Regions from separate parts of the Mus musculus genome. Here region 2 is linked to region 1. The links are chromatin loops, found by intact Hi-C in ENCODE. Cell type or tissue: heart. All regions are shown on one strand. Links, peaks and the distances in the headings refer to the core of each region. The heading gives the core; the rest is flanking DNA.

The links. A loop is a pair of places that touch in the nucleus more often than their neighbours do. Peaks named below come from ENCODE experiments on the same cell type or tissue, not always from the same donor. Only the 100,000 strongest peaks of a DNase experiment are listed, where the experiment ranks them.
Region 2: it touches region 1 in a loop (2.8-fold over the local background); 2 of 42 quality-filtered maps call a loop at or near these places.

What each region holds. Positions count from the first base shown.
Region 1 is chr1:72,005,136-72,021,818 of GRCm38, reverse strand. It overlaps 4933417E11Rik (RIKEN cDNA 4933417E11 gene), which reads left to right and starts at 16,624. Exons shown (of 3, transcript NR_040454.1): 1 at 16,624-16,683. In heart, for the core only: a CTCF peak has its summit at 7,161; DNase peaks (open chromatin) are centred at 7,068 and 7,728; H3K27ac peaks cover 1,585 bases.
Region 2 is chr1:72,115,714-72,132,396 of GRCm38, reverse strand. It overlaps Gm4319 (predicted gene 4319), which reads left to right and starts at 8,639. Exons shown (of 3, transcript NR_166632.1): 1 at 8,639-8,860. In heart, for the core only: a CTCF peak has its summit at 8,548 (motif pointing right); a DNase peak (open chromatin) is centred at 8,556; H3K27ac peaks cover 190 bases.

The DNA of each region.
Region 1 (16,683 bases), core at 2,944-10,943:
GTCTCTGTCTCTCCCTGTCTGTCTCCCTATTCCCTCAACCCCTGTCTCTGTCTGGCTGGCTGTCTGTCTGTCTGTCTGTCTGTCTGTCTCGTAAGTGCAGCTTTAGAATAGATTACTACCAACGAGGTTGCCAAGAAAGCATCCAGCAAGGTATCAGCAAAATTTTTTTTCTAAAAGAGATGTGCGATTTTTCATTCCGACAGACTTGCTAGCAAAACCGATGGTTTTCTTATAGTTTCTCCAAATGTGTCTGTCATTAAAACTGTTGGATTTCTCCCAACCTGATGAATTAGAAAACTTAAAACCACTCATCTCTCAGCAGCAGCTATGAGCTTCTGGGAAATTATTCATGTTTGTCCCTGGATAGCAGTCGATAATTTTTTCTCCCCAGGTTTCAAAGGTTCTTTGTACAGTAAGAATATTTGCCTTTTGTGATATAAGTTGTATATCTGTTGTCATTTGTTCCTTTTTTATATTACTTTTGATATTTTCATTTATAAATGTTTGAAAAAATTTATACCATGAAATTTATCAATTATTTATCTCTCTTTTGGCAGTCTTTCTTAGTTTTGCTTTTGGGTTTTAGTCATGGTTTAAGGAAACATCCCTAGTACCACATAATAAAGAAATTTATTCATGTTTTAGCTGTAATTTTATTAACTTCTGATGCATAGAATTTATCTGTTTTATGGTATATTTATTTCCTCTTTTAAAGTACACTTATCTACCTATCTCAATACCACTTTATGTGGACTCATTTTGACATAACTGATGCCATCTTGAATTATAGCTACCATTATTGCCTGCCTCAGAGTAACCTTAGTTGATTTTTCCTGCATAATTTGCAAGCATATACTACAAAAACAAAACTTCTATGGTGTGGAGGTGGACACCTGCAGTACAAGCAATTGGGGGTGGAAAATCAGGTTTAAGGCTAGTGTTAGCTAGCTAGTGAGAGACCCTACTTTAAAAAAAAAACAGTAAAAAATCCAACTCCTCAATAAGTGATGGATAGATATACAGATTGATATGTAGATAGGACCATCTGAGTAACCTGTAGTGCTTTATAACTGGAGCTAAATCTAGGGTTGTGTCTGATTCTGATAGTAGGTTGATATAAAACATGTACCTTCCAGCTGGGTTGATGCCTCCTCTGTCTTAATTAATACACAGACCCCCTCCTTCTGACTGGCTTGCAGTAATTCACAAGGCACTGCCATTAGCCCCAGTACACAGTACACTGTGTAATCTTCAATCTGTTTGCCTGTCTTCAGTCTCTCAGCACCTTTCAGCTGATCTGATCCATGCCAGGGGAAAGGGCTGTTCTGGAACTTATTTAAGGGCTTATCTTTAGCTTTATTTATTTATTTTTCTTTTTTGATGTTGATGTATCACGTGCTAAAGGTTCATATGCAATTACATTCATTGCAAGACTTGCTTTTACTTTATGGAAAGGAGCAAGGTTACAACTAAAGTCTGAGTTCTTGTTAGTGTGTGGGGGGAATCCATGCTGTTCAGAGCACAAGGGGAGAGGTATGGCGGTATTAACCATCGATTGTGCAAGATAAAAGCATACAAGACATTATGTGTTTAATAAATGTTTAATCGTATGAATGACTAATTAAAATAACCAGTGACTTAAAGAAATGAATTTAAAATATGTATTTTGATGGGGATCAGTTATGTATAAAGTACCAATAAATATATAGGCAGTATACTAAAGAGAAAACTAACAGTAATATTTGTAACCTGTCTTCTTAAAAAATAAAACAGAAAACACTCATTGAATATTTTATGTGTGACACTGGCTGTGGCAATCAGTGCTTACAGTCTCAGCACCTGGAAGACTGGGAGATGGGGAGACTGGGTTGGGCTGTCTAGAAGCTCAAATTGACAGGGAGAGAGAGAGAGAGAGAGAGAGAGAGAGAGAGAGAGAGAGAGAGAGAGAGAGAGAGAGAGAGAGAGAGAGAGAGAGAGATTGTTTTAAAAACTAATTTGTTGGGAATGTTGCTCATACTTAGTGTTCCTAAATTTCTAAGGTGAAGCCACAGCTCTCTGTATGTGTGTTGAACATTCTTGTAAAGAGAATAATCCTTCTAGATATTGAAAGTTTATGCTTTAGATTAGGTGTTCAGTCTCTGCATTGATGTATTTCACAAGGAAAATGCAGCAAACACAGCAACCAGCAGCCATTTGTCCTTCTGAGAATGAACTAGTGAATGTGAAACAGGCTGACTCCATGACAGGCTTCAAATCAGCAGTTTAGGAGACTAAGTCTAATTCTCCATTACCAGGACTGGGCCAGGGCTATACAGAGAAACCCTGTCTCAGAAAAACAACAAAACAAAACAAAAAGGAGAAACAAACAAACAAACAAAAAGAATGATAAATTTAGGTTATGATTATGCCCACTTCTAGGTACCACTGTCCCAAGGTTTTTGACATACAGCCCAAATAGTGTTGCCACCAATGTGTCTAATAAGAAGACCACACATTCCCAAGTCTTGAAAGCTTTTTGTATGTAGCTCAATATGTGATTCCCCCTCCCATCTAAAGGAAGTCTGTCTGGTATATAAACTAGTTTAGGGCACACACATGAGGAAATGAACAGGGAAGTAGGGAAAGGCATGACACGAGAGCCAACCTGAGAAGGTTGAGCAGAGATTTCTCCATCTGGCTAAAGATTCAGAGCTCAGAGCTCTCTTTTCTGGTGTGGTGGGAGTGTGGGAAGGAAATGACAAAGCCAGTCTCTACCAGGCACTTGGGGAGGGGGTGGGCTGTGGCTCTCAATGAGGTAGCCCCACAGCCTCACTCTGGTTTCTCTTGCTTGGGGACGTTGAATCAGGAAGTACTCCACATACAGTTTCTCTGTAATTTGCAATCTGGGACCAGCAGTGCCAAATGCAGAGAATGCGGAGATTTCTGAGAGCCTGGGAAGAACAGCCCACTTTATGTTTTCCTAGAGCCCAAAAATATTTTTATTTTATTGAGGGGCTTATGGTTTGAACTGGCCCAATTAATATTCATGGGCTTTTAACCACACTTCCTGAGCATATTTAGCCTCTTCGTTGGACATTTTCCATCTTGATCTAATTTTTCTCCCCTTAAAACAGCCCTTAGATTCAGAACATTGGCCACCTACCCCAGAGGCACAGCACTACTATGAATCAAGTTTAACTTTAGAACTTAGAGTAAACCTTTTTAGACTGGCCACATTTGCCCCTGGGGCACTGTAACTGTGACTAAATGTAGGCCAAAAATATTCCAAGGAGCTGGTTCCTGCTCTCTTTAGTTCTCTTATAGCACATGGTAAGTTTGTATGTATGGTTACTGAATTTGTTCTTGCTTTTGTAACTTGAACTACAGTATCAACTCTCTATGACAGAATTTAAATGCTTAAATTTCCTGCAAAGTTTTTCTCAAGTCTGTGACAACACTTTATGGCAAATATGGGGAAACTTGATGACTTGATATCTGATAAAGGCTTATGGCTGGATCTAAGCAGAGATGGAGGGTAGAGCAGAGAGGTCAAATGAAGGTCACCAGAGCTCATAAGCCACTTTATGTATTCTTTTGCTCACTTGGATTTACTGAATAGTTCCAAATTCTCACTGTGGCTGAGTGTTATGAGAGCATTTTCTGCATCTGCGAATTTTACCTTGAACTCTTGATTTCAACTAGGAAAAAAAAAATTCTTAAAACTCTGTCAGTGGCAACAGGATATACACACCCACACCCAGACACCACACATACCATGTCCCCCCCCCACCATACAACACACTAACAGTACCCACCACACACAGCACAGCACACATACCACCACCACTCACTCACATCACACCAGACACCACACACACACATACCCCCCCACCCCCACCCACTCCACAGCTTTATAGTGCTGACAGTAGCTTGAGTTCCTTCTTCAGAGACCTCTATTCAGACACCTGACCTAGCTACAGAAAAGAATGTCAGGGAAAACCAGTGTGAAGCAGAGTTGAAGTCAATGAAAGGATTTTAGTGCAGATGCTAAGCTTGCGGACTGAGAGAGGTGCTTGGGAAGAAAGCAAGACACACCCAAGAGCACGAGTGTAGCTTTGGGACGAGTGCTGGGCTTCCTCCTCGCCTGTGTTGTGTCAGCCACACAGTTTTGGTGCACTTTGAGCTATTATTGTCTTTAAAGGGTGGTTAGGCCATTTCTTCAGCCCCAAGAGCCAACTTGTAATTTAATTTAATTTTTTATTGCCTTTTCAGTTTCCTCTTTTAAATGTAAGGTTTCACTATGTAGATCAGTCTGGCCTCGAACTCACAGGGACCCACCTGCCTCCCTGGTGCTGGGATTAGAGGTATGAGCCACAACATCCAGCTCTTTACTCTTTACAATTTTTTTTTTTTTAATTTTAAACAACTGCCTTTCATGGCTTTCTGCTCTGTTCTTCATTATTGTCTTCTGCACGCTTCTGGCTCAGTGCTCTGCCCTTTCTAGGGTCTTCAGGATTCAGGGTAGGTTAACAAGCTGAGATCCTTCTTTTCTATCATGGGCATCTATACATTTATACTCAGGGCTGCATAGTGACTCCCTGGGTCAAAACCCAGCTTTAACGGTTTCATGATTTAGCCTGTAGCCTACCCCAGAGAGTGTTCATGTGCATTTGAGACTTGTAGTCTTGTTGCGTGAAATATAAAAAAGGCACCCATAGTATGGTGATTTCCCTGCTCCCAGTGTCTCTGTGGTCTCCAGCCATTCTCTTGTGGCAGATCCTGCTCATATTCCCAGACATCCACCCGCTGTGGTTAGCTGTCACAAATCCTGGTAACCCGGTAAAATCAAAACTCTAGAGGCTTTTAATTTAATTCAATTGATATAAACACAAGCTACACACCTAGATGGGGCAAACAACATTCTACTTATTATTTAATAATCTATTTGAGAAATCTCCAATACTTATGGCTCTCAGGAATGTGTGGTTCTGGCTCCTCTTTCTCTCCTATAAGTTCCATCTTGTCTCCTCATCTCCGTCTCCCTCAGTCTCTCTATCTCTCTGTACTGTCTCTAAAACTCTCAGCCTGCCTTCTCTTTCTGCTGCCCAGTCACAGGCTCTAGCCTTATCTTGTGCCTGCCCTCACCTGCATAGAGACAGCCATCCACATAGTCTGTCACTGGGAACTGCTCTATTGATGCCTCATTGGCTTTTAATGTCTTTAAGCCCTCTCTCTGTTTCCTTACCTATCTTCTGTGTGGTTGCTCTGTTCATTGATGAAAGTAAAGTAACAAGGTCTACCATTGGCATAACTGAATCACTTTTGTATTATTTTGAGTCAGAATTCATAGACCAGGCTGGCCTTGGAACTTGAGTCCCTCCTGTCCCAGCCTTCCAAGTTCTAGGGTTACAGGCATATAACACACCCTGTTCCAGGTTTTTATGGTTAGTTTTCATTATATATATGTATATATAATCTTATTTTTTAAATAGAGTTTGGTGATCTATATTATTTCATCATTTCACCATTATAATCGGTGAAGCAGAGCTTGAGTCTGGCGCCTTAATCCGCTTGGATGTCCTGTCACCCTTAATTGATTATAATGGGTAGATGTAGATTTATATCTGCTATTAGATTTTCTCTTTCCCTGGGTTCTCTGCCTTTATCTGGTGTTCAACTGAGCCGCTACCTCTCACCATTTCCTCCATTGTTTTGACAATGCTTAGGACACAATTTGTTTTACATTTCGACTGAAATAAATTCAGGTTGGGGGTCATTCATTCCCTCCATCCAGTGAACTAGCCCTAGTAAGAGTAATTTTCGAGGACAGTCTTTAATGTACTTTCTGACAGGAATGGGTACCTCTTAGCTGTCTCTTTCCTGGTCATCTCTGATAATGTCTAGCTTCCTTTTAATATTTACTGGTGAAATCTCCATTCTCTGAGCAATCCTTATCCACAGCGAAGGAGGCTCTTTAGAGAGAGCTTCGGAACCTTCTGCTCTTATGGATGCTGTAGTTCTTTTGAATCCCTATTCTGGCTGTCAAGCAGGGGAGAAGTGCCTCTGATCTTGGCTGACTTCATCTCTTGTGAAATCTTTGCCCTTTGAGCAAGCTGGGGTCCCTGTACTTGGCATATCAAGCACCCATACTCTTGGCTACGCCGACTAGGAATTATATTTTCAGCCTGGAGCAGAGAGGAGAAACACGTTGCCACATTCCCATTGGTAAGACACACACTTCTTAACTAGGAGAAGGGACTAGGGGAAGAGGAAGCCATATCTGTCAGCCAGGCTCCCAGTTAGAGCTGAAAATCCACAAAGTTGCCTAGGAGTGGTGAAGCTGAGAATCCAGTAAGTTGCCCAGGAATTGAGGTGCTAGCTGGTCGTGGTTTAAGTATTATGGGCTCTCTGTTATTACAAGGAGTTATCAGATTGTCTTGAATAGATGTTTCTGTCTTTCAGTGGACCCTTGGGACAGTTTCTAGACACTCAGAAAATGATTTTCATCAGCTATGATTGTTTCACTAGAAAGTAGGCCCTAAGGGATCTTCAGACTGCTGGAAGTAGAAGCGAGAGCCACTTCTTTGCAATCTAAAAATGCTCTTAATTACAATCCAATCTAAAAGCACTCTTAAATGCGAATAAACATGCCAGAATGTGGCTGTGTTTTAGAAAGTTGAGATGGATCTAAAATACTGAATGAAGAAATGTGTATGCACCAAAGTTCCAGTAGGAAGTAGACATTAATAGCATATTTAAAAGCTCAACTGAAGGCCTGAAGAGGAGTGGTATAATGCAGTGGTCAAGGGCTTGTGTAGCTTGTATGAGGACCTGGTTTCACTCCAACACCTAAAATAACAAACAAATAAACAAAACCACCCCCTGCCCCTGGCAATATGAGTAAGGCTAAAAGTGATAACCAAAGCATGACAGAGGCCAGGAAAAGACATCAGTTTCTGCTTGCCTCAAAGAAGGCTCAAGGAAGTGGTTTTTCAGAAACACACTGGAGCTCTTGGCAGAGAAATGTTTTACCAGACAGGAGCTTTATGTCCGGGATCACAGTCAGTTGGCCTGGAGGACAGGAAGGAAGGAGGCTGGCGTGGGAGGAAGCTCACTTCCAGAAGTGCTCACTACACTCAATTTCTGATCTCCTGCCAATTCCTCTACCTAGTGGAAGCCAGAGGACAAAGCAAGCTAGAGGGCTGCTGTGCACTCATCTCCTGGAGATCACATTGGGGCAAAGTGGGGTATAGATCTGCAGTACCAGTATGGGCACCCGCCCTTGATGTGTGACCATTCCCCCCCCCCCCGAATAGATGGTTTCAGAGCTTCACTGAGTAGTGTGACACAGTCGCACTTCTCCCAGCATGCACCTCTGCCAGCATCCATGAAGTTCACCTTCAGGAGTTGCACTGTGTCTTGAGATAGTCAAAAGCTACTTTCAGTCAGCCTGGGAGGTAGATGCAAAGATGCTATCGAAGGTTACAGAGCTCTGGAAGACTGGTAGGGAGGCTGTTTAATGCATCAATTATCAAGGAGCACCGCCTTCGTTTTGTGGGTCAGTTGTCCAATAGATAGCATAACAATAACATGAGCTTAGAAGGTGGGGAAGAGAGAAATCTTGCAAAGGGTCTCTTTTTGGTTAGTGACAATGGGAGAACGTCTGCAATGAATCACTCCATATCCAGCACTGGTGACATTGGACTGTCTCAGCAACAGCCCAGTGAGTCAGCTGGAATAACTCACGCATGCTGATGTGAATGAGGACAAGCGTCTCCCCGCCTTCCGGATCTTTCTCCATAAGCCCCACCCCAACCCCGTTTCAGCAGGGTTTCATGCAGGCATTTACCAGAGTTACCCTAGAAGTCACATCCTAGCCTCTGGGGCTCCCACTTCCTCTCCCCACTATGTCTACCTTCTTAGTTGTTCCCATGACGTTCTTTTGTTTCTCTTTATAGTTTCTCAAACTTTTTTCTGCTCTATGGTTCCAGAGCATCTAAGATGTATACAATATTATATAAAAATAGTACTTGATGTGGGGACCTAAGAGACAGAGTGGAATCTCTGGAGATTTCTGTAGGTGATATGGAAAGCAGAGCAGAGATCTTGGAAACAGACTTGGTGGTGTGGCGTTGGAGTTAGACAGACTTCTTGGTGGGCAAATGGATAGGGGAGGGGCCGTGGCTAGGTGATAAAGGCGGCAGACTTGCAAGATGTCTGGCTTCTTTCTCCCTTTCCTGATCTGAGATGAAATCCTGGCAGCTTAAAACAAAGGCCCATGGGCTTTATCTCCCACCAGTGACATCCCCTCCACCCCCGCTGACTAGGGGTGGGGTGGGGTGGGGCTAACAAGTTCAGAGATGGATCAGGACGCATTTACAGACAGTCGTGGGCCTATAAGTTATCCATATCCTGTCTTTCTTCAATCTGAACAACTTTAAGTTTGGGGAAGGAAGACCCATCAGAGACTTAAAAAACTCCACCCCTCAAGATGAGACTGGATTTTGTCTCCGTGAGTCCCATTCCACGGTTAGTGAAAGATGAATGCATATGTCCCTACATAAGTTGGTTTTCCTTTAGTTACCTTCCCAATGTCATGATATGCATACAGAAAATGAGTTATATTGAAGAGCTTAAAGTCTGACAATTTTTACTTATGGCTTCTGGGGTAAGGAGATAGGTATACTTAGAGAGAAAGAATGAAAGGACAATAGAAAAGGAAATTGATTGTTGGGGCTCCGATATAGGGCCCCCCAAATAAGCTCTCTTGGCACTTGATAAAACTGCAAAGATATGGTCACTATGACCTCTCTCTTTTCTCCTGACATATAATCCTAAAGGAATTCTCTGACCTACTTTGCCTGAAGTTGGAGATAAAACTTTTATCCCAGTGGGAAGCCATCCAGGCAAAGAAGAGTCTGCGTAAACAGGCCTTGTGAGATGCCCTCAGCTCAGCTTATTGAGGTCATAGTCCGTTTCTATCTAGTCACACGTCTCTGCAGCTCTCTAGCTCTGTGGAATGGAAGTATAAAAACACAGCTTTTCTTGGGTCTTTGGGGTTTGTTCTTTTTGTTTTCCTGCGTGGTATTAAAAAAAAATCAACCAGCAGCTTCACGCCCGCTAGGCAAACTTCATTTCTGACCCTCCCATGCCACGTTAAATTTAAAGTGAAGTTATTATGCTTTTCTATTGCTAATCTGTCTTTTGTCACAGATGTGTCAAGTGGATGGGTGAAGACATGGTGTATACTTTCTCTTGTACAAAATACATTTTCCACAAACAGAACACAATGTTTAGCACAGAGGGTTTTTCTTAAGATCCAATTCTATTATCGTTTTATCAGTATGCTAAAAACACTCTAAATCATGAAAACCATCAGTGCGATGGCTCTGTACGCATGGGACTTGCTGTGTAAACGCAAGGACCTGATCTGGAGTTCCCAGCATCCATATACAAAGTCGGCAGAAGCCTCTGGGGTTCCTCTAATGCCAGAGCTGGAGGGGCTGGGGTGAGGAGCAAGACACAAGGCCTCCCTAAGGCTTGCGGGCTCCCAGGCTAACCTCAGGTTCAGGAAAAGACCCTACCTCAAAGGAGCAATTCAGAGCTTGATTTAATAGGTGATTCTCACCTGGCTGATGCACACTCATGTATATGAGTACGTATAACACACACACACACACACACACACACACACATCCATTAAAATTTTAAAAAGTTGAAAGCCCATTAATTATAAGGCACAGTGTTAACTGCTAAGTGAGCAGGAACCATTAAGAGTAAACTCCTACTCTTAACACAGAGAAGGCTATAACTCCTTTAAAGACTCTTAATGTACCAGGCATCATAGTGCACATTATAATATCAGCATTTGGGAAACTGAGGCAGTAGAACTGTGAGTTTCAGGTCAACCTGGAATAAACAGTGGGTCATAGACCAGTCTGGGGTCCTTAGTAAGAACCTGTCTCCCAAAATAGTAAAAAAAGTAACCAAACCAATCGAACAAGATTGCTAATAAATAGTTATTCGTTCTTGTGTTTTTTTAAAATAAGAGGTAGAATATTAATTAATTAACTTATTTATGATTTTTTTTTGAATCAAGGGTTCTCTGTATAGCCCCATTCATTCTGAAATTCACTCTGTAGACCAGGCTGACCTGGAACTCAGAGATCTGCCTGCTTCTGCCTCCCAAGTGCTGGGATTCAATGTATGCGCCACCACTGCCTGGGTAGTTGGTTTTGTTTTGTTTTGTTTTGTTTTTTGTTTTATTTTTTGTTTTTCCATCCTGGAGAAAGGTAAAGGGAAGCAGCCAAAGCCTTGGAGTCACTTCACCTCATTCGTTTAGAGCGGCAGTTCTCAACCTCCCAAATGCTGGGGCCCTTTAATACAGTTCCTTATGTTCCATAAAAGTATTTGCATTGCTACTTCACAACTTAATCTTGTTACTGGATCACAATGTAAGCACTTTTGGAGACAGGCGTTTGCCAGTGCTCGGAACCCACGAGTTGAGATCTGCTGTTTTAGAGGATCTGGTGGAGTAAACCTCAGTACAATACAGAACTGAGCATGCCCAGCTATGTTCTTGCCCACTACCTTTCTCCTGTCAGTGTGTAATCTGTGACCTTAAACAGCATGCTCAGGCACGTGTTGGCCACTGTATGTGCTTCCTCACATGGGCGTGTGTAGGCTCCCCACCATCCCAAATCCCCATGTTCTTCTCCTAGGAAGGTAGTGCTTTACAAATAGTCCCCATGTTCCCATTCTCCTGTCTCTCTCCTGGCTGTCCTTTTGGGCTTTGTACACTTTTAGATGGTAATCCACTGTGTTTGTGACAGCTATACTCAGAGCTTTTAGGACAGTATACTATATACATATATACATATATATACACATACAAACACATACATATGTACATATACACATATACACACATATACACATATACATACACACATATATACATATATACATATATACAAACACACACATATATACACATATACATATATACACACATATATAAGCATACACACACATACTCACACATATACACACATATCCCCACAGAATACCCCCCACATACACATGTACACACATACACATGCACACACATACACACATACACATGCACACAATACACACATGCACACATACACACATATACACATATACACACATACACACATGTATATACATACGTACTTATGTACATACATATATATAAATCGAGTGAGGAGCCTTACATGTGTGCCTCCTTCATCTTCAAATGACAAATGAATATTGAAGAAAGGATTCTCAGTGAGCTTTTACTAGGGGCTTCCTGTGATGAGAACATTTCTCAATTTCTGTAAATGTTGGTATTAAGAGTCAACCTAGGGGGCTGGTGAGATGGCTCAGTGGGTAAGAGCACCCGACTGCTCTTCCGAAGGTCCAGAGTTCAAATCCCAGCAACCACATGGTGGCTCACAACCATCCGTAACAAGATCTGACTCCCTCTTCTGGTGTGTCTGAAGACAGCTACAGTGTACTTACATAAAATAATAAATAAATCTTTAAAAAAAAAAAAAAAAAGAGTCAACCTAATTCTGTGTCTTCCCACAGTGATTATTCCAGACAAAACTGTGAAGAACATTAGTCTAGGAGAAATGCTATTTTGGTACAAAGACCAGAAAAGTATTGATCAGCAGAGGACTGGATCCGGGAGACTTCAGGTTAGTGCGCCCACACGGGCGAGGACCGTCTCACATCTCAGGATGTGTGACTTAATTACAGATATGATAAAAATGACAGAAGCTGGCCATGGCTTTCAGAAGCATCACAATTTGGTCCTGATGTTTCATTTGAACAATGGTTTATATTCTTCTTGGGTGACATCTGTTGCTCTAAGATGAGCTCAATCCTCACACGGAGCTTAGAACAACAGAGGAAAGCCTATTTTGTGTAAACAGCCTGATAGAGACATATCTATGAGAATTGCTTTAGTTGGTGAGAGAAAAACTGTGTGGTATCACCCCTAATTCTTCAGCGAATATAAACTTAACCCTTAGCAGGGGGTCAGCAGCTCTCTTAAAACCCAAGGGAAACAGGAAGTCTTGACTGGCTGGGAACCGATTAGCATGATTAGCACATATTTGTCTTGCAGGAGGAGTGTTTGGGTAAGTTAAAAGTCTCTGGTCCCTAAAGGCTGCTGAGGCAGGAGGTGAGAGGCGGCAGGGGGCTGATAGTGTTTTTGTCTGTGTATCTTAGTGCTTTGGGATCAGGAAAGGCAGGCAAGATCTCAGGACCCCTCTGAGGTTATCTCCTGAAACTCAGTCCTTGCGACAATGGGGCCCAGAGCAACACCACAGATCACAGATTCAGTCGCAGCCACAAAGGACAAAGGTGAATGGAAAGACTGACCTTGGCTGGATCCGCAGGATCTGGCTCTCTCTTGCTGTGAGAACACAGTGGCCAAGTGACTTAGCTTCACTCAGCATCAGCTTCCTTGGTGGTGGCTGGGAAGATCGACCAACTTCAAGCATGTAAAGTGTACAGTGCAGGCATCCCAGGGACTTACAGGCCAGAGGCCATCCTGGTGTTCTCAGCTGCAGACAGGCCTGACCAGCCACCCTCATCCAAGAGAAGATATGTTTCCACGTGTTCACTCAACACGCTTGTGGGACACATCTCCCCATATTCAAAGCTCTCCATTATTATATAAAAATTTGAGTTTCTTAGGGGGAAAAAATCAATAAAAAGCAAGCCTTTATATCTTCCATGGAAAAGGAAGTGAGCCTTTCCCCTTCATACTGATGACAGATGACTCATATTCACGGCAAAATGATTATTTGAAAGAAAATTGGATTGTAGTGTATAGTCATAGTAATAGTAATAATACTATACCAGCAAACAAAACAACAAAAGGCTTGGATACTCTTACACTACCAGGCCCTACAAGACAAATTATTTAAATCCATCTGTTTTTGGAAGTTGGGCAAAACTATCACTGTGGAAATTCCAATCAGCGGATTTTAACTAAAATACGTGTTTCTGAAAAACCTGCTTTGAGAGTGGATCCTTATAGGCACCGATTCAGCCTGTCTTCTCAAACGTGAGGCTACCCAGATCAGTCTGGAGCAGGGAAGGTGAGCATTTGAGCAACACGCGCTCCTTTTGTTCTTTCAGCAGAGACGGAAGTCACATACATCCTGGAAAGTCCATCCTTTCCATCTGGACCAACAGGAGTTCAAGTCCTGGTGGGGTGTGTGTGTGTGTGCGTGCGCGTGCGTGTGCGTGTGCGTGTGCGTGTGTGTGTGTGTGTGTGTGTGTGTGTGTGTGTGAGACTATACATATAGATACCAGTTGTTGATGACCAGTGCACCTCTGGAACACTGGTATCAAAGGTGTGCACCACCACGGCCCTGCTTCCATGATACTTTTTGAGGCAGAGCCTGTCACCGATTCTGGAACTCATTGATTCAGATAGTCTGGCTGGCCTCCCAGTTCCAGAGAACTTCCTGTCTCTGCCTTCTCAGTGCTTGCATTCAGAGTGTATGCTGATGTTGTGCGTGGATGCTAGAGGTAGAAACTCAAGTCTGCGAGCTTGTATAGACAGCACTTTACTGATTGAGCCCCTTCCCTGCCCCTCACCCATCCCCTAGGGCCGATGCTATCTGAATCACCTGGGAAATAATTTTCACCTGTGGTGACACTTACCTTCTGAGGTTCCTGTGAGGATGAGATGGAGCAATGTGTACACAGTATTGCCCAGCTCATTAAAGTAATCCATTGGAAAGCCTAGAAGCTCATGCGCAATAAGTATAATGTAAGGGGAGCCACATAGTATAGTATAGATCACAAATAATCTGTCTTTGCATGGCACGGAGTTGTTGAGCATGATTTAACCAAGACTCCTTAGCTATATGAGATTGAAATGCACCTTTTTGGCTGAGCATCGACATTGTGACTGGTTTTGCTATAGTTTCTGGTTTAGTCATGGGAATATGATCGTTCCTGGGTTCTTGTTCTTTGTTAATATTCAAAGGTCTCAGGTTAAGGCTTAGTGCTCGCTTAGTGAAAAGGAAACTAAGGGTTCTAAAAGGCACTTCAAGAGAGGCCAAAGAGCTGCTTAGCTAACGCAGATCCCTGTTGGCTTTTAGAATAAGGGTCATCTAACACTCCTGGGGAAGTGTCTGAGGAACTCTCTGGAGCCTGGGGAAGACTAACCCTTGGATTAGTTAGAAGATTTAGACTAAGGAGCTTCCACTTAAAATTCTAACAAACCAACTCTTGACTTCTAGGACCTGAACTGAGAAGCCAGGTCCCGCTGGAGCCACCGAGAAGGCTGCCGAGTAGGGTCTATGTTACTGTTCTTATGTTACAGGTTACAGGAGACCACGAGTCTCAGAGTCACCGTAAAGCTGGGGAGAGTAAGAGCTTGTACTCAAGAAAGATTTCATTTTCTATTAAACTCCCGACAGGATTACCCGGAAGACAAATATGTCTCCTAAATTTCAACCCTGGGTGAACCTCTTGGTTTTCTTCTATTTCTTTCTTTTTTAAAAAAAATTTTATTTCTTAAAAATATTTAATAATCACTTCTACAGGAAAAGAAAATGGTGTGTGCATTGAAAGTGGGGGAGACCCCAAGCTTATCTTTCTGTGAGTTTACACCCTCCCAAGTGAAGATTTCCTTTACTGGTAAATCCAGTGAGTTTTATAGCATTCTCAACTCTGGCTCATGCTTTGAATACCAAGGCTTGCACTGCTGAGATCTGTTCCACTATGGTTAATTTAGCTCCCTGGGAGGGTAGGGCCCAACTTCTCCAAGGACTACTAATACACACGCCAGTGCAGAGCTGCAGGGCTGTGTAAGTTTCAAGCCCAAGATCCTCTAGCGGTCTCATCACTGGAATACAAGGAAGAAAGAAATCCATTGTAGTATATAGGACAGCTTCATGTCAGTGTGGGGGCTGGGCTTGAGGGCATGTGAGTGTTCCTAAGTGCCTTTGGATAGCAGAGAAGAGAGTGTCACGGACGACCAGAGCAACGAGCGCCCGACAAAGCACTGTCAGTGAGAACTTCCAGGAAGCAGAGAAGAGGACATGCCCTGAGTCCTTTCTGAAAAGGACAGGATGGATATACAGTTGAATGTGCAGAGAGCACCATCATCACAATAGAAGGGACTACACCAGTGACCCCAAGCTTGCCTACTTCTGTTGTGCTGTGGGAATCAGGCATGCCATGTTTATCTGCTAGGAGGTTTTGCCTCCTCTGGGACCAGCAGGAAGGCAGTGTTATCTTCATTGTTTCCCACATCCAGCCCTAGAAAGTTTACAGAAGTTGGCTCTGGATTGACAGTGAAAAGGACAGGCCAAGATTGCAGATTCCCTCAATTTACATGACACAATAAATGAATGACTTCTCCATTGACAGATACCACTGTGGGGCCCACAGTGACAGAGTAACACAGCAAGATGAAAAAAGAGAAAGGAAATAAGAGACTTGGTATCTTAAAAATATCAAATTATTTTAATGCTAAATGGGCACTAAGAGGATCTGAACGGATACATAATTTATGTAAATCTATGTAAACGCAGGTACCAATTACAAGGAAAAGGATTGGGTGGCATTCCTAAAGGACCGGCCATGCTCTAAGCTGTCACCTGCCAGTCTGCTTCTCCCCGGGAGTTAGATTCACACCAGATGGCAGCAGTTAGAAATGAAGAAACCTGCTTCCTTGATCCTTCACCTTCCTGTCTAATTTACGCATCTGTGAACTTTGAAGTGCTAACACTGTTTTGGTTAGCGCTCAAGGACCCATTTAGGGATTGCAACAGGATGCTGGTTCTAGAGAGAGTGATTCCTGAGCGTGCATGCAGATTTTGCTAGGATCCTATACGGCATGTGAAGGTATTGTATGTAAGCTGTTTTGACCTTACAAGACAGGTTTTTATTCATTGCTGGGAAAACAGGAAAACCAAACACATTGCAAATCAGAAATCTCATTTTTTTTCTGAATCGACACATTGCAAATGTGCAGCTGAGCACATAGACACAGGCACGTGCACATCTCATTACTTCTGATGGAGCTGGTACGATGTCTCCGGTGAACTGCACTTCTGCCCCGATCACACACATGGTGTTCACTGGAGCTCTTTCCTCCATAAGAGTGTTCCCTAGATTACTAAGTCAGCACCATTATCCAAATAGACATCTGCTCTATTTTCTCGTTCATAATGATAATGACTAGCTGGGGTCACAAAGAATAGGCTTAATACATAGCCGCCAAATGGAAAATTTGAGGAAAGTGGAAGCTTCAGGAAAAAAAAAAAGTGTAATCGTGTTTTCCTATTCACTCAAAAACAACAAAAACACAGAACCAACTCACAAGCAAGCAAATGAAAAACAATACTGTCTTACACTAGTCATTGCGTTTCATTAGAATTTTCAGGGCTCCAGACCTAGGATTTAGAGGTCACGTGTTAAAGATTAGGAGAAGAGTTAAATGCTCAAAACCCACGGACTTCCAAGGGCCACTTGAAGCTTGCAGCCCGTCTAGGAGTTCCATCTTACTGGACCACCTCTGAGGAGATGTGGTACACTAGTGGGCAGTTGGTTCTGTTGGAGATCTGAGGAGCAGCCCCCCCCCCCCAATGCTAAGTCTTCAGTCCTGCATACTGGGAAGGGTGGGATGCAGGAATGGAGTCCAGAGGCTCTGGCTGCAAC
Region 2 (16,683 bases), core at 5,151-13,150, 110 kb before region 1:
ACCCGGGACGAGAAAATCCGAAAAAAAAAAACCCGGGACAAGAAAACTCGGGACGGGAGTTAACCATCACCGGCGCAAGGAAGATTCCTCATTCCGGAACCAAAACTGCGGGTCACGGTCATAAAGGTTCCCGTAAAACAGACTGTTGAGAAGGATTCAACTGCATGAATTCAGAACTCTTTAGCTGGGGAACAGGGGTACCAGTGAGTACAGCTTTACAAGGTAAGTCTGGTCTTGAACTTTCTAACGAAATTCAAGACAGTCTATCAAAAGTAAAGTGGGAAATAGCTTTACAAGGTACGCCTGGCCTTGAACTTTCTAACGAAATTCAAGACAGTCTATCAAAAGTAAAGTGGGAAATAGCTTTACAAGGTATGTTTGGCCTTGAATTTTTTCTAGTGTTAGGAGCCCTTTTGTTCTTTTTCACATGTTATCAAGTGATTAAGGTAGGGCTAAAAATTCTGGATGAAATTCAGGGCAATCTATCAGAAGTAAAGCGGAGAGAGAGAGTAGGAGCAAAGAGGAAATATGGTACACAAAATAAGTATACAGGCCTTTCCAAGGGTCTTGAACCCGAGGAAAAGTTAAGGTCAGGTAAGAAAACCTGGGGAGAGATTAGAAAGAAGGAAAAGAAAAAAGAAAAGAAAAAAGATCAATTAGAGAAGCCAGCTCTTAGTAGCTCTGAATCAGATGACAAATTCTCCTCTGAAGAAACAGACTGGGAGGAAGAAGCAGCTCGTTATGAGAGAGAAAAGTGCCAGCCAGATAAAATGCGAGCTAATTGGTCAAGAAAAAAGCCAAAAGCGGCTGGCGAAGGCCAGTTTACTGCTTGGCCTCCGGGCAGTCGGCTTCAAGGTGCACTTCCGCCCTATGCGGAGCCCCCGCCCTGTGTAGTGCGTCAGCCCTGCGCAGAGAGACAATGCGCAGAGAGACAATGCGCAGAGAGACAATGCGCAGACTCATTCATTCCCAGAGAGGAACAAAGGAAAATACAACAGGCATTTCCGGTCTTTGAAGGAGCCGAGGGTGGGCGTGTCCACGCTCCGGTAGAATATGTGCAGATTAAAGAGCTTGCCGAGTCGGTCCGTAAATATGGAACCAATGCTAATTTTACCTTGGTGCAGTTAGACAGGCTTGCCGGCATGACACTAACTCCTGCCGACTGGCAAACGATTGTAAAAGCCGCTCTCCCTAGTATGGGCAAATATATAAAATGGAGAGCTCTTTGGCATGAGGCTGCACAAGCGCAGGCCCGAGCAAACGCAGCTGCTTTGACTCCAGAGCAGAGAGATTGGACTTTTGACTTGTTAACGGGTCAGGGAGCTTATTCTGCTGATCAGACAAACTACCATTGGGGAGCTTATGCCCAAATTTCCTCCACGGCTATTAGGGCCTGAAAGGCGCTCTCCCGAGCAGGTGAAGCCACTGGACAACTAACAAAGATCGTCCAGGGACCTCAGGAGTCATTCTCAGATTTTGTGGCCAGAATGACAGAGGCAGCAGAGCGTATTTTTGGAGATTCAGAGCAAGCCGCACCTCTGGTAGAACAGCTCATTTATGAGCAAGCCACAAAGGAGTGCCGAGCGGCCATAGCCCCAAGAAAGAACAAAGGCTTACAAGACTGGCTCAGGGTTTGTCGAGAGCTTGGGGGACCTCTCACCAATGCAGGTTTAGCGGCTGCCATCCTTCAATCCCAAAACCGCTCCATGGGCAGAAATGATCAGAGAACATGTTTTAACTGCGGAAAGCCTGGGCATCTTAAGAAAGATTGCAGAGCTCCAGATAAACAGGGGGGGACTCTCATTCTTTGCTCTAAGTGTGGCAAGGGTTATCATAGAGCCGACCAGTGTCGCTCTGTGAGGGATATAAATGGCAGACTCCTTCCCCCGCCTGATAGTCAATCAGCTGATGTGCCAAAAAACGGGTCATCGGGCCCTCGGTCCCAGGGCCCTCAAAGATATGGGAACCGGTTTGTCAGGACCCAGGAAGCAGTCAGAGAGGCGACCCAAGAAGACCCACAAGGGTGGACCTGCGTGCCGCCTCCGACTTCCTATTAATGCCTCAAATGAGTATTCAGCCGGTGCCAGTGGAGCCTATACCATCCTTGCCCCCGGGAACCATGGGCCTTATTCTCGGCCGGGGTTCACTCACCTTGCAGGGCTTAGTAGTCCACCCTGGAGTTATGGATTGTCAACATTCCCCTGAAATACAGGTCCTGTGCTCAAGCCCTAAGGGCGTTTTTTTCTATTAGTAAAGGAGATAGGATAGCTCAGCTGCTGCTCCTCCCTGATAATACCAGGGAAAAATTTACAGGACCTGAGAGAAAGAAAATGGGCTCCTCAGGAAATGATTCTGCCTATTTGGTTGTATCTTTAAATGATAGACCTAAGCTCCGCCTTAAGATCAACGGAAAAGAGTTTAAAGGCATCCTTGATACCGGAGCAGATAAAAGTATAATTTCTACACATTGGTGGCCCAAAACATGGCCCACCACAGAGTCATCTCATTCATTACAGGGCCTAGGTTATCAATCATGTCCCACTATAAGCTCCATTGCCTTGACGTGGGAATCCTCTGAAGGGCAGCAAGGGAAATTCATACCTTATGTGCTCCCACTCCCGGTTAACCTCTGGGGAAGGGATATTATGCAGCATTTGGGCCTTATTTTGTCCAATGAAAACGCCCCATCGAGAGGGTATTCAGCTAAAGCAAAAAATATCATGGCAAAGATGGGTTATAAAGAAGGAAAAGGGTTAGGACATCAAGAACAGAAAAGGATAGAGCCCATCTCACCTAATGGAAACCAAGACAGACAGGGTCTGGGTTTTCCCTAAAGGCCATTGGGGCAGCACGACCCATACCATGGAAAACAGGGGATCCAGTGTGGGTTCCTCAATGGCCCCTATCCTCTGAAAAACTGGAAGCTGTGATTCAACTGGTAGAGGAACAATTAAAACTAGGCCATATTGAACCCTCTACCTCACCTTGGAATACTCCAATTTTTGTAATTAAGAAAAAGTCAGGAAAGTGGAGACTGCTCCATGACCTCAGAGCCATTAATGAGCAAATGAACTTATTTGGCCCGGTACAGAGGGGTCTCCCTGTACTTTCCGCCTTACCACGTGGCTGGAATTTAATTATTATAGATATTAAAGATTGTTTCTTTTCTATACCTTTGTGTCCAAGGGATAGGCCCAGATTTGCCTTTACCATCCCCTCTATTAATCACATGGAACCTGATAAGAGGTATCAATGGAAGGTCTTACCACAGGGAATGTCCAATAGTCCTACAATGTGCCAACTTTATGTGCAAAAAGCTCTTTTGCCAGTGAGGGAACAATTCCCCTCTTTAATTTTGCTCCTTTACATGGATGACATCCTCCTGTGCCATAAAAACCTTACCATACTACAAAAGGCATATCCTTTTCTACTTAAAACTTTAAGTTAGTGGGGTTTACAGATAGCCACAGAAAAAGTCCAAATTTCTGATACAGGACAATTCTTGGGCTCTGTGGTGTTCCCAGATAAGATTGTGCCCCAAAAGGTAGAGATAAGAAGAGATCACCTCCATACCTTAAATGATTTTCAAAAGCTGTTGGGAGATATTAATTGGCTCAGACCTTTTTTAAAGATTCCTTCCGCTGAGTTAAGGCCTTTGTTTGGTATTTTAGAAGGAGATCCTCATATCTCCTCCCCTAGGGCTCTTACTCTAGCTGCTAACCAGGCCTTACAAAAGGTGGAGAATGCCTTACAGAATGCACAATTACAACGTATTGAGGATTCACAGCCTTTCAGTTTGTGTGTCTTTAAGACAGCACAATTGCCAACCACAGTTTTGTGGCAAAATGGGCCATTGTTGTGGATCCATCCAAACGTATCCCCAGCTAAAATAATAGATTGGTATCCTGATGCAATTGCACAGCTTGCCCTTAAAGGCCTAAAAGCAGCAATCACCCACTTTGGGCGAAGTCCATATCTTTTAATTGTACCTTATACCGCTGCACAGGTTCAAACCTTGGCAGCCACATCTAATGATTGGGCAGTTTTAGTTACCTCCTTTTCAGGACAAATAGATAACCATTATCCAAAACATCCAATTTTACAGTTTGCCCAAAATCAATCTGTTGTGTTTCCACAAATAACAGTAAGAAACCCACTTAAAAATGGGATTGTGGTATATACTGATGGATCAAAAACTGGCATAGGTGCCTATGTGGCTAATGGTAAAGTGGTATCCAAACAATATAATGAAAATTCACCTCAAGTGGTAGAATGTTTAGTGGTTTTAGAAGTTTTAAAAACCTTTTTAGAACCCCTTAATATTGTGTCAGATTCCTGTTATGTGGTTAATGCAGTAAATCTTTTAGAAGTGGCTAGAGTGATTAAGCCTTCCAGTAGAGTTGCCAATATTTTTCAGCAGATACAATTAGTTTTGTTATCTAAAAGATTTCCTGTTTATATTACTCATGTTAGAGCCCATTCAGGCCTACCTGGCCCCATGGCTCTAAAAAATGATTTGGCAGATAAGGCCACTAAAGTGGTGGCTGCTGCCCTATCATCCCCGGTAGAGGCTGCAAGAAATTTTCATAACAATTTTCATGTGACGGCTAAAACATTACACAGTCGTTTCTCCTTGACAAGAAAAGAAGCCCGTGACATTGTTACTCAATGTCAAAGCTGCTGTGAGTTCTTGCCAGTTCCTCATGTGGGAATTAACCCACGCGGTATTCGACCTCTACAGGTCTGGCAAATGGATGTTACACATGTTTCTTCCTTTGGAAAACTTCAATATCTCCATGTGTCCATTGACACATGTTCTGGCATCATGTTTGCTTCTCCGTTAACCGGAGAAAAAGCCTCACATGTGATTCAACATTGCCTTGAGGCATGGAGTGCTTGGGGGAAACCCAAACTCCTTAAGACTGATAATGGACCAGCTTATACATCTCAAAAATTCCAGCAGTTCTGCCGTCAGATGGACGTGACCCACCTGACTGGACTTCCATACAACCCTCAAGGACAGGGTATTGTTGAGCGTGCGCATCGCACCCTCAAATCCTATCTATTAAAACAGAAGAGGGGAATCGAGGAGGCTTTACCCCGAGTACCAAGAGTGTCTGTGTCTATGGCACTCTTTACACTCAATTTTTTAAATATTGATGCTCATGGCCATACTGCGGCTGAACGTCATTGTTCAGAGCCAGATAGGCCCAATGAGATGGTTAAATGGAAAAATGTCCTTAATAATAAATGGTATGGCCCGGATCCTATTTTGATAAGATCCAGGGGAGCTATTTGTGTTTTCCCACAAAATGAAGACAACCCATTTTGGATACCAGAAAGACTCACCCAAAAAAATCCAGACTGACCAAGAGAATACTGATGTCCCTCGTCTTGGTGATGTCCAGGGCGTCAATAATAAAGAGAGAGCAGCGTTGGGGGATAATGTCGACATTTCCACTCCCAATGCCGGTGATGTATAATGCTCAAGTATTCCCCTGCTTTTTTACCACTAACTAGGAACTGGGTTTGGCCTTGATTCAGACAGCCTTGGCTCTGTCTAGACAGGTCCAGACGACTGACACCATTAACACTTTGTCAGCCTCAGTGACTACAGTCATAGATAAACAGGCCTCAGCTAATGTCAAGATACAGGGTGGTCTCATGCTGGTTAATCAACTCATAGATCTTGTCCAGAAACAACTAGATGTATTATGGCAAATAGCTCAGCTGGGATGTGAACAAAAGTTTCCGGGATTGTGTGTTACTTCCATTCAGTATGAGAAATTTACTAGGGCAGCTAATTTGTTAAAAAGTCTTTCTCAGTATATGTTACAGAATTGGACGGCTGAATTTGAACAGATCCTTCGGGAATTGAGACTTCAGGTCAACTCCACGCGCTTGGACCTGTCCCTGACCAAAGGATTACCCAATTGGATCTCCTCAGCATTTTCCTTCTTTAAAGAATGGGTGGGATTGATATTATTTGGAGATACACTTTGCTGTGGATTAGTGTTGCTTCTTTGGTTGGTCTGTAAGCTTAAGGCCCAAACTAGGAGAGACAAGGTGGTTATTGCCCAGGCGCTTGCAGCTCTAGAACATGGTGCTTCCCCTGATTTATGGTTATCTATGCTTAAGCAATAGGTCGCTGGCCACTCAGCTCTTGCACACCACGAGGCTAGTCTCATTGCACAGGACAGAGTGAGTGTGCTTCAGCAGCCCGAGAGAGTTGCACGGCTAAGCACTGCAGTAGAAGGGCTCTGCGGCACATATGAGCCTATTCTAGGGAGACATGTCATCTTTCAAGAAGGTTGAGTGTCCAAGTGTCCTTCTCTCCAGGTAAAACGACACGAGAGCAGGTCAGGGTTGCTCTGGGTAAAAGCCTGTGAGCCTAAGAGCTAATCCTGTACATGGCTCCTTTACCTGCACACTGGGGATTTGACCTCTATCTCCACTCTCATTAATATGGGTGGCCTATTGCTCTTATTAATAGAAAAGGGGGAACTGTGGGAAGCCGCCCCCACATTCGCCGTCACAAGATGGCGCTGACAGCTGTGTTCTAAGTGGTAAACAAATAATCTGCGCATGTGCCAAGGGTATTTCTCCACCCCATGTACTCTGCCTTCCCCGTGGCAACAACTCGGCCATGGGCTGCAGCCAATCAGGGAGTGATACGTCCTAGGCGAAGGATAACTCTCCTAAATAGGGACGGGGTTTCGCTTTCGTTTTTGGGTTTGAGTTTTGCACTCTTGCTCCTGAAGATGTAAGCAATAAAGTTTTGCCGCAGAAGATTCTGGTTTGTTGTGTCTTTCCTGGCCGGTCGTGAGAACGCGTGTAAGACACATTTATCGTCTTTCTTCTTGGTTTTAGAATATCTTCATGTATCAAGTGTAAACATTAGGTTTATTTATACTCCAGTACATATTATATGTGTAGTCTAAAGGCAGCTAATACTTTAAAAAAATAATATTTATTTACTTATTAGTTATATATGTAAGTAGCTGTCTTCAGACTCACCAGAAGAGGGCGTCAGATCCCATTATGGATGGTTGTGAGCCACTGTGTGGTTGCTGGGATTTGAACTCAGGACCTTTGGAAGAGCAGTCTTTAAGTGCTCTTACCCACTGAGCCATCTTGCCAGCCCCTAATGCATTTTTGTTTTCTTTAAACTCCAGCCCTAGAGGATCCCACAGTGTCTTCTGACATCTTTGGGCACTAGGCAAGCACATGGCACACAGACATGCAGGCAAAACACCATGCGCATAAAATAAATTTAAAACGTATTTTCATTCTATATGTATGAATCTTTTCCCTGTACGTATGTTAGTGTAATGTATGGTACCTGAAGAGAGACCCTGGAACTGGAATTACTGACAGTTGTAAGCCATCATGTGGATGCTGCCATCATGCAGAGTTCTTTGCAAGAGCAGCAAATCTCTTACCTGCCGGGCCGTTTCTCCAGCCACTGATTTTTTTTTTTAAATTTTTGAGACAAGATCTTGGTAGGTAATTTAGATTGGCCAGTTAGCCCAGGTTGGCCTCAAATGTGAAGATCTTTCTGCCTCTTATTCTTATGTTTCTTTTTTATTATGAATGTTTAATCCATGCTAATAAGCACCCGTGTCTGTTTGCTGGGTATATCTCCTTTAAAAGCACATGAATAATAACATTGTACCTTCAGGTTATAAAAGTGAAATGAATCTAAAGAACTCAACAGTAGGACCATTATCAGGGGCTAGCAGCTTCCTTTGCTAAGCATGTATCTCATTTTATTTTGTGTTTGAGACCAAGTATTCTGCCTAGACTGGTCTTGAACTTGTGAGCTCAAGTGGTCCTCTCACCTCTCAGCCTCCAAGCAGCTGGGACTTCCAGTGTCCACTGTCACATCTGACTAGGCACTTATCTCTTGGAGTACCTACTGTGTGTGGCTGTACTAGTCGTGAAAATAAAACAGTCTCTGGTCTTACGGAATCTATATCATTACTACCGTCATTATTGTTAATCTAATTTGAATTATTTTGGTTGTGAGCCTAGCCCTTAATGTCTGAGCCATCTCTCCAGACCTAATTTGTGTTATTTTTGAAGAAAGCAATGAGGTATTGTTTAAGAACGGATAGCGATCATATTTTTATTTTATCTGGAAAAGCAGGCTCAAAATTTTAGTTTTGTTTTCGTTCCTTTGCAGGAGTAGATAGTCACCTCTAAAGACCCGTTAGGATCGGAGCCTGTTGACGTCCCCTCAGCCCCAGACCTTTTTTTCCCCTTTCCCACAGCCCTGCACTGTTGTTCCCCCCCGCAGAGCTCAGTCCGCGCTGCCTGCTCACAGGCTTCAGTGATGAATTCTGCTGTGAGCACCGTTTTCAGTAGAATTGCCTACATAATCAGAAATTATTATCGATGTTCTCAACTGTTTACTAATGTGGCAGTGAGTATGATTTGTGCTCTAATGCTCCCCCCCCCCCCCAAAGCCCATTTACGTTGTAAATGTAGCTCTGCGCTGACTCCCGAGTTCACCGTGCTAACCGCAGCTCGGAGGACGGCCAGCAGATGGCAGCAGAGACTCATGGATGTGCTTCCTCACCTAGGAGTCAGCGCTCTTGCAAAAGGCTTTTCAACTGTGCAGACTCTAAAACCGAACGTATCCCCCACCCCTTATAAACATCTCAGACATGTATACGACCATCTCTGTATGTTTAACAGACCAGGAACTCTCTACCCCTCCACCCGAGGCATGTTAAGTGATCTGTCTGGTACTGTGTGTGACCAAGTTTGCTTATAGAGGTCACATATCCCTTCAGAGATGCCAGGACATTGTTGCTGATTGACCCATAATATTAGCTTGGCAGTGATTAACAAGAAGGTAAGATGGTCCCTCCCTTGCTGGGGGTGGTTTTCAGCATTCATATTCATAGGTGTGTTGACAGTTTGTAAATGAATTTTGTTTCCTTGCCTTTTTTTTTTTTTTTTTTTTTTCCTCTGCAAGGGTTACTGGGATATAGGCTTGTTGCCCAGGTAGAAGTGAAGACCCTCTCTACTGTCCCTGTGGTTTCTCTACAGGGTCTTCTTGAAAAAATACTGTTTATGCTGCTTGATCCACAGAATGCAGGCCACTCCATGCCCTGTGTGGATTTTCCAGCCAGTTTGACGGGCAGGGAAATTTGCAGGTTCATAGAAATTCACAATAAAGCGTATTTTCTAGTGTCAGCTCTCAGATAAGCCAAAGTTTCAAAGGCAGCAAGGGGTGTCGTGGCAACTATGTGGATCTGCTCCGGTAAATGGTGGCATCTCCTGTGCTGGACCTGGTTCTGTAAGTTTCAGGGCCAGGGAAAAATGAGACAGAACAGCTTCCCAAGTTATTGGGCCTTCAAGATGGTGACAACAGAGGATTATATCAAGTCTAATCTTCTGAGGAGAGCCACAAGTGACAGTACAGGTTTAGTGTCAATGAAATCAGTTTTCTCTTTCCTCTGCCCCCTTTCTCTGTGTATGTGTGTATGAGAAAAGAGGGTGGGGCCGGGGTAGTAGGAGATGATCTTTCTTTTCCTTTTCTTTTTAAAGATCTATCTATCTATCTATCTATCTATCTATCTATCTATCTATCTATCTATCTATTTATTTTATGTATATGAGCACACTGTAGCTGTACAGATGGTTGTGAGCCTTCATGTGGTTGTTAGGAACTGAATTGAATTTTTAGGACCTCTGCTTGCTCTGTCCGCCCCACTCGCTCTGGCCGGCTCCACTCTCTCAATCCCTGCTTGCTCCGGCCCAAAGATTCATCTATTATGCACTGTAAGTACACTGTAGCTGTCTTCAGACACACCAGAAGAGGACATCAGATCTCATTACGGGTGGTTGTAAGTCACGGTGTGGTTGCTGGGATTTGAACTCAGGACCTTCGGAAAAGCAGTGAGTGTGCTCTTACCTGCTGAGCCATCTCGCCAGCCCTGAGGATTTTTCAAAATTCTGCTTTTGTTGTATATACTCTGAATGGCAGCAATTTCTAGCTTTAGCATTATTGGCATTCTAGAACAGGATTCTTCATTGCGGGCCGTGATCGGTGGTCCCTTCGGATGTGCTCAGCGGCGTCATCGATGTTCGCTGCATCCTAGTTGCCAGCTCCCAGTCTGCCACGGCTGCTGTGAAAATCAAGACATATCCTTTAGACACTGTCAAATATCCCGGTGGGACAAGATCTCCCTGATTGATGTCCCCTGCTTTAAGGTTTAGAACACTTCCAAGGACAGCTTCATCTCCTCTCTCGCTTCCACCCTGCAGGGCATAAGGAAAATAATAAAGGCCCGTAGGGGTGGAATTCCAAACATCCACCGCGGGCAGATCTATCTGTGGAGTTTAAGGCGCACCCTGACATTCTGCACATGCTCCGTTTGTCCCAGTTGCCTTGCGCGGATATACTTTCCTCGCGATGTCTGTTCTCTGAGCTCTGAAAATGTATCCTTTAATCTCGGGCTCAGAAAACCCCTTGACTGTGGAAGGAGACACCAAAGGCCTTCCAGTGACAGGCAGGGAGAGGGCGGTTTGGATTACTAATTTGCTTTCACTTCTTAGCCTGTTTTTCCTTCCCAGGGCTGTTCCTCTGTAGACCTTGAGTATGAATAATTCCGGGTAGCCTGAGGGGAGAAGCAGGAGGCCGCCTTGTAGGGCTGTTTGTACTGTAATGAAATAGAAAGTTTAAAAGCCTAAGTGAAGCCTGTGCGTTTGGAAATGGCGGGAGGTCCAGCATGCGCTTTAAAAATTACTCAGAAAACTGACAAACTCTTGAAGGTGGGGAGAGAAATTGCCTACTTCACTTTTGGAAGATGTCCCTCCCCACCCGGGGTTGAACAGCCCCCACACATTGAGCCGGAGCACAGGGCGTCCCAACCAATTAAATACTCATGGAGATGCACTCTTAACTCTATATTTGAGTTGTCAACGGGAAGGCCAGACTAAGCACGAGGTTGTCTAGGAACTTGCTAGCCAGCTGTTTGAGAGATCTGAGAGCTACTATTTTGTACGCAGATAGATACCGGACTGAGGAAAGTTGTTCAAATTACGTGACAAAGAGGTCCAGGCTTAGAGATTTGAGTGCTCTGTGGGGTCCTTAGTAGGGCTAACTAGCTGGAGCTCCTTCTTGTCAGCAGCCTTGAAGATGGACAGGTTATTATTATTATTATTATTATTATTATTATTATTATTATTAAAATTAAAGTGTTGCATAGTCACACTGAATTAATTGTAGCTATTCACTGGTGAGGGTTGGGGGTGGTCCCTTCAAGGGTGTGAGCTCTTTGATGAGAATGGACTCCTAGCAAATAGAGCAATGTAAACACAACTTGCTTTAAGCCAAGAAAGAGATGGGGACAAAGCCTAGAGTAGGTCAATTAAAATCACCACATTAATGAAAAGGCAAACTGATAACGTATAGTTTTAGTAAAACAAGAAAAACAATGCACAGTGGCAGAGAAGTTTTGCTTCCTAGTCTTTCCACTTTCTTTCTTAAAAAACAAAAAACAAAAGCAAAAAACAAAAGCAAAAACCAAAAAGCAAAAACCAAAAAACAAAAACACCCTCTCAAAACAAGCAAGCAAACAAAACCATACAACAACAACATCAAACAAAACAAAACACCCTAAATAGTGACTGGAGAGTTGGCTTAGTGGTTAAAGCTTTTGTTGTTCTTGCAGAGGACTTGGGGTTTGACCCACCACCCAGTGGAGATTCACAGTCATCTGTAACTCCAGTTCTAGGATGCCTGACACCCTCTTCTGACCACAGAGGGCATCAGGCATAGAAGTGGTACACAGACAAAACACCCATATAAAACATAAAAATGAAAAAGACTGAAAAATCAGCTGTGTGGTGGTGGGGCACACTTTTAATCCCAGCACGTGGGAGGCAGAGACAGTCGGATGTTTGTGAACTCAAGGTCAGCCTGGTCTTCAGAGTGAGGTCCAGGACAGTCAGGGCTACATAGAGAAAACTCTGTCTCGGAAAACAAAAACAACAAAAGTTTTATGTGGCATTTATTTAGATGTCTGTGTGTCTGTATGTGCATATGTGTGAATGCTTGTTCCTGTGTATGCATGGACCCAGAAGAGGACATCAAGTGACCTCCTCGATCACCATCGGCCCATTCCTTTGACACAGGGTCTCTTCCAACCTAGGGCTTGCATTTTCTCAGCTAGATGAGAAGCCCTCGAGCTCCAGTGATCCTTTTGTCTCTGCCCTCCCTTCAGTTATCCCTGGAATTATTGGTATTTGCAGGACTCCCAGCTTGTTGCATGGGTGCCTGTATTCAAACTCTGGTTCTCAGGATTGACCAGCAAGTATTCTGCACTATTCCTCTAGATCACCCTTTTGTCTGGTTCTCAAGGGGGGTTCTTTGCTTTTGGAATTAACGCAGCACATTGGTGTTTCAATCTGTTGAATGTCCATAGAGCGACAGAGAGCCTTATTTTTCTCATGACTTCTAGAGGGAGCAATGCTTTCCTCCCTCTAGAAGGAACTGATTGCCAGGGAAGCCACAGTTAAGTGTAAATGGATAATGAGTGGGAGATGGGGAGAGAACAGGATAGAGGCTAGAAGGGAGATGCTGAGATAGACTCCGTGGATTCCTCAATGAAGGATGGAAAGGTATTGGTACGGTGGTCTGGATTTTTAACGTTAAAGATTAACTTTAAAGGGGAGAGGGAGATGGTTCGGTGATTACAAGCACTGGCTGCTCTTGCAGAGGACATCGTTTTGGTTCCTAGCACCCAATATGGCATTCACCTGTGACTCCACTTCCAGTTGGAGGGCCTGGAAGGCCTCTGAGGGCCCCAGGCATGTACATGGTGCACATTTAGACATGCAAGGCCAAACACTCACACACATAAAAGAAATAAGAAACTAAAAGAATTAAAAAAAAAACCTTAAAAAACACAACATAATCACAAGTCTCTGATATAAATTGAACCAGTTAGTGGTTTTTATTTAAGTCATTAATTAATGAGGGAACCTTGCGACATTACAATGGCCTCAAAGGAGAAATTCAAACAACCATCAGATAATTCTGTAATAATTTTACAAATGGATACAAAATTGGCTTGTTCCATAGTGGGTGTGGTGGTGGAGGTTAGAAATCAATTATATTTGCAGAGGAAAAGATTAATTTTCATGCCTGTAGACAAGTCATTTGAATTATTATTGGTGCCAGAGAGTAGGGCAGATGGAGAGGACCTGAGGACCGCGTATAAAACACTGCAAAATGCTTATGAGAAAAACACAGAGGACAAAAAAATCTCTGGCAAAGGCTGGCTAGCTCACAACTCCCACCCTTCAGGAGGCTGACTGGAACGGGCTGGTGCCATTGGTGGAAGTACGCGCTATATGTCTGAAGATGATGTGTGCCTTATTATAATATGAAAACAGACACTATCCTGCTGGGCCAAGAACACTCGTGAAACTCTACACTATGCAAATGAGCAAGATAACCCTGGGGATGTGGCATAAAGGCTTCATCCTTTGCATAGTATCACTGATGGAGATTCTCAAAGTTCTCCCAGCCCTACCCTCTTCATTGGAAGTAGGTTGTTTCTTATTACATGGTCTCTGGAAGTAGGTTGTTTCTTATTACATGGTCTCTCCTCCTGCTACTTTCCACAAGCCTTCGGCCGATGTTTGTTCCAGGACACAAGAACCTGGAATCCCTCCAGAGGTGCCAACCAATCTCTCATGTTCACTGATGTTGTTATTGCTACACTTTGCAATGTAAAAGTTGCAAAATAGCTCAGCCAAGGAAAGGCAGCGAACTCACAGAATCAAGCCATCCGGAAGCCTATACTTAGAGGATGCCCTGTTTCCCGCTGAAGAGGACCTTATAATCTTTCTGGTCCAGTTGATTATTTTATAGTTTCTTTTTAAAAAGTTTCTATAGATTTGGTTGTCTAATGGTAACACTTTATTTTAGACAATGGACCAAGCTTTTAGGAAAAGAAAAGGACCTACAATGTTCTTTCCAAACAGATTCACCAAGCCCTGATCAAGCGTCTGTAGGTAGCACTTAGGTGCTGGGGAAGGGAGAGACGGAGGTAACTATAGAGCCATAGTGAATATTTAGGCACATCTCTGAGGCAATAGTTATGGCTAAATCTCACCTTGGTTGAGCTCTGCTCCACCGGAAGTATAATGGGTAGGTCTGTACACATCTTTAGAGGTTACAGTTCAGCACTCGTTCAAGGGCAGAGGCATGTCATTTTTTTTTTTTCCTTACATGTATTTTTAGTTAGGGCAAGAAGTGGTGGCATTGGTAGTCTCTAGTGAAATCTGCAAAGTGGGAAGCACTTAGACAGATGGAGGAAGGAGAAGAGGAGCTTAGGAACCCGCAGACAAGAGCACACTTTCTGTCCTTTTGTTAAAACGGCTAATTAGAGTCGAGGCGTGGGGGTGCATGCCTTCCATCTCAGTGCTCAGAAGGGGGAAGTAGATTGTTTCCCATTACATTGTCCCTCCCGCTACAACTTTCCACTCAGCTTCAGACGATGTTTTCTTTCGCGACAAGGTGGATCCAGACAGGTGGATCTCTGTTGAGTTCCAGGACAGTCAGGTTTACATAGAGAGACCTTGTCCCCAAAACCCTCAAAATCATCATCAAGAGCAACAGGAAAATGACTAATTAGGAGACCTTAGATGGGAGGGTTCTCTAATGTAAGCAAGTTGACTTTGTAAGCAATTTGATATAAGCAGTCTTGTTCTAGAGAAAAATAATTTGAACTTAACTAATGAAAACCATCAACTAATTTCTTTTTTTTTTGTTTTTTTTTCCATTTTTTATTAGGTATTTAGCTCATTTACATTTCCAATGCTATACCAAAAGTCCCCCATACCCACCCACCCCCACTCCCCTACCCACCCACTCCCCCTTTTTGGCCCTGGCGTTCCCCTGTACTGGGGCATATAAAGTTTGCGTGTCCAATGGGCCTCTCTTTCCAGTGATGGCCGATTAGGCCATCTTTTGATGCATATGCAGCTAGAGTCAAGAGCTCCAGGGTACTGGTTAGTTCATAATGTTGTTCCACCTATAGGGTTGCAGATCTCTTTAGCTCCTTGGCTACTTTCTCTAGCTCCTCCATTGGGAGCCCTATGATCCATCCATTAGCTGACTGTGAGCATCCACTTCTGTGTTTGCTAGGCCCTGGCATAGTCTCACAAGAGACAGCTATATCTGGGTCCTTTCGATAAAATCTTGCTAGTGTATGCAATGGTGTCAGCGTTTGGATGCTGATTATGGGGTGGATCCCTGGATATGGCAGTCTCTACATGGTCCATCCTTTCATCTCAGCTCCAAACTTTGTCTCTGTAACTCCTTCCATGGGTGTTTTGTTCCCAATTCTAAAGAGGGGCATAGTGTCCACACTTCAGTCTTCATTCTTCTTGAGTTTCATGTGTTTAGCAAATTGTATCTTATATCTTGGGAATCCTAGGTTTGGGGCTAATATCACTTATCAGTGAGTACATATTGTGTGAGTTCCTTTGTGAATGCATCAACTAATTTCTATCTAGGCCTCTTACACTGAAATGATCTAATAAGGCCATTCATTGCTTTAGCCAGTTCAATATTTACTTTGCTCTGATTCTGAGTTCACCCTATCAAAATGTTCCTCTAGTGCCCTCACAGTAGAGGACCAAATACGGGAGCTGTGAAATATTGCTATCTGTTTAAACAGACCCCTTTAAAAATGTTAATGTGGTTAAATTTATCTTTTAGCTTTTTCATCAGAGTGTTCTCATTCAGGTAGAGAAAAATATCCAGAATTCAGTTTTGATTTTTGTTTGTTTGTTTGTTTATTTAGCACTAGGAGAGACATGGGGGCCGCAGTTGAAAGATGGTAATCTATAGACCTTGCTTGCTTTTAATACCAACATGCCTGGCAAAATGTGCTCAGGTGGTATGATAGTGGCATGGCAGTTATGGGTGTAACCAACCACATTCTAATTGCTATGAGGCCTCCTCCACAGGAGCGATGTCATCCCTAGTACAGTAAACATGGTCAAAAGGTCAGCTCATGGCTGGGAAGATCATGGTGCTTTTGTATATGAGTACCCTGTAGCTGTACTGATAGTTGTGAGCCATCATGTGGTTACTGGCAATTTGAATTCAGGACCTCTGCTCGCTCAGGTTCTAAAGATTTATTTATTATTATATCTAAGTACACTGTAGCTGACTTCAGACATCCCAGAAGAGGATATCAGATCTCATTACGGATGGTTGTGAGCCACCATGTGGTTGCTGGGATTTGAACTCAGGACCTTCAGAGGAGCAGTGCGTGCTCTTACCCGATGAGCCATCTCTCCAGCCCCTTGGTATTTTATTTTTATTTGTGTGTGTGTGTATGCGCATGGGAATTTGTGCTACTGTATATGTGCATGTGGAGGCTGGAGGAGGATGCTGAGTGTTCCACCTTGTCACCTCCCTCATTCTTTGAGACAGGGTTTCTTGCTGGACCTGGAGCTATGTTGGCAGGCAGTGAGCCCCAGTGTGACCCTCCTGTCTCTGCCTTGAAATGGTTCTGATATTACAGGCATTTTTTTGTTAGATTTTTTTTTTTCATTTCAAATGCTATCCCCAAAGTCTCTTATTCCCCCCACCCCCCTTTGCTCCCCAACCCACCCACTCCTGCTTCCTGTCCCTGGCAATCCCCT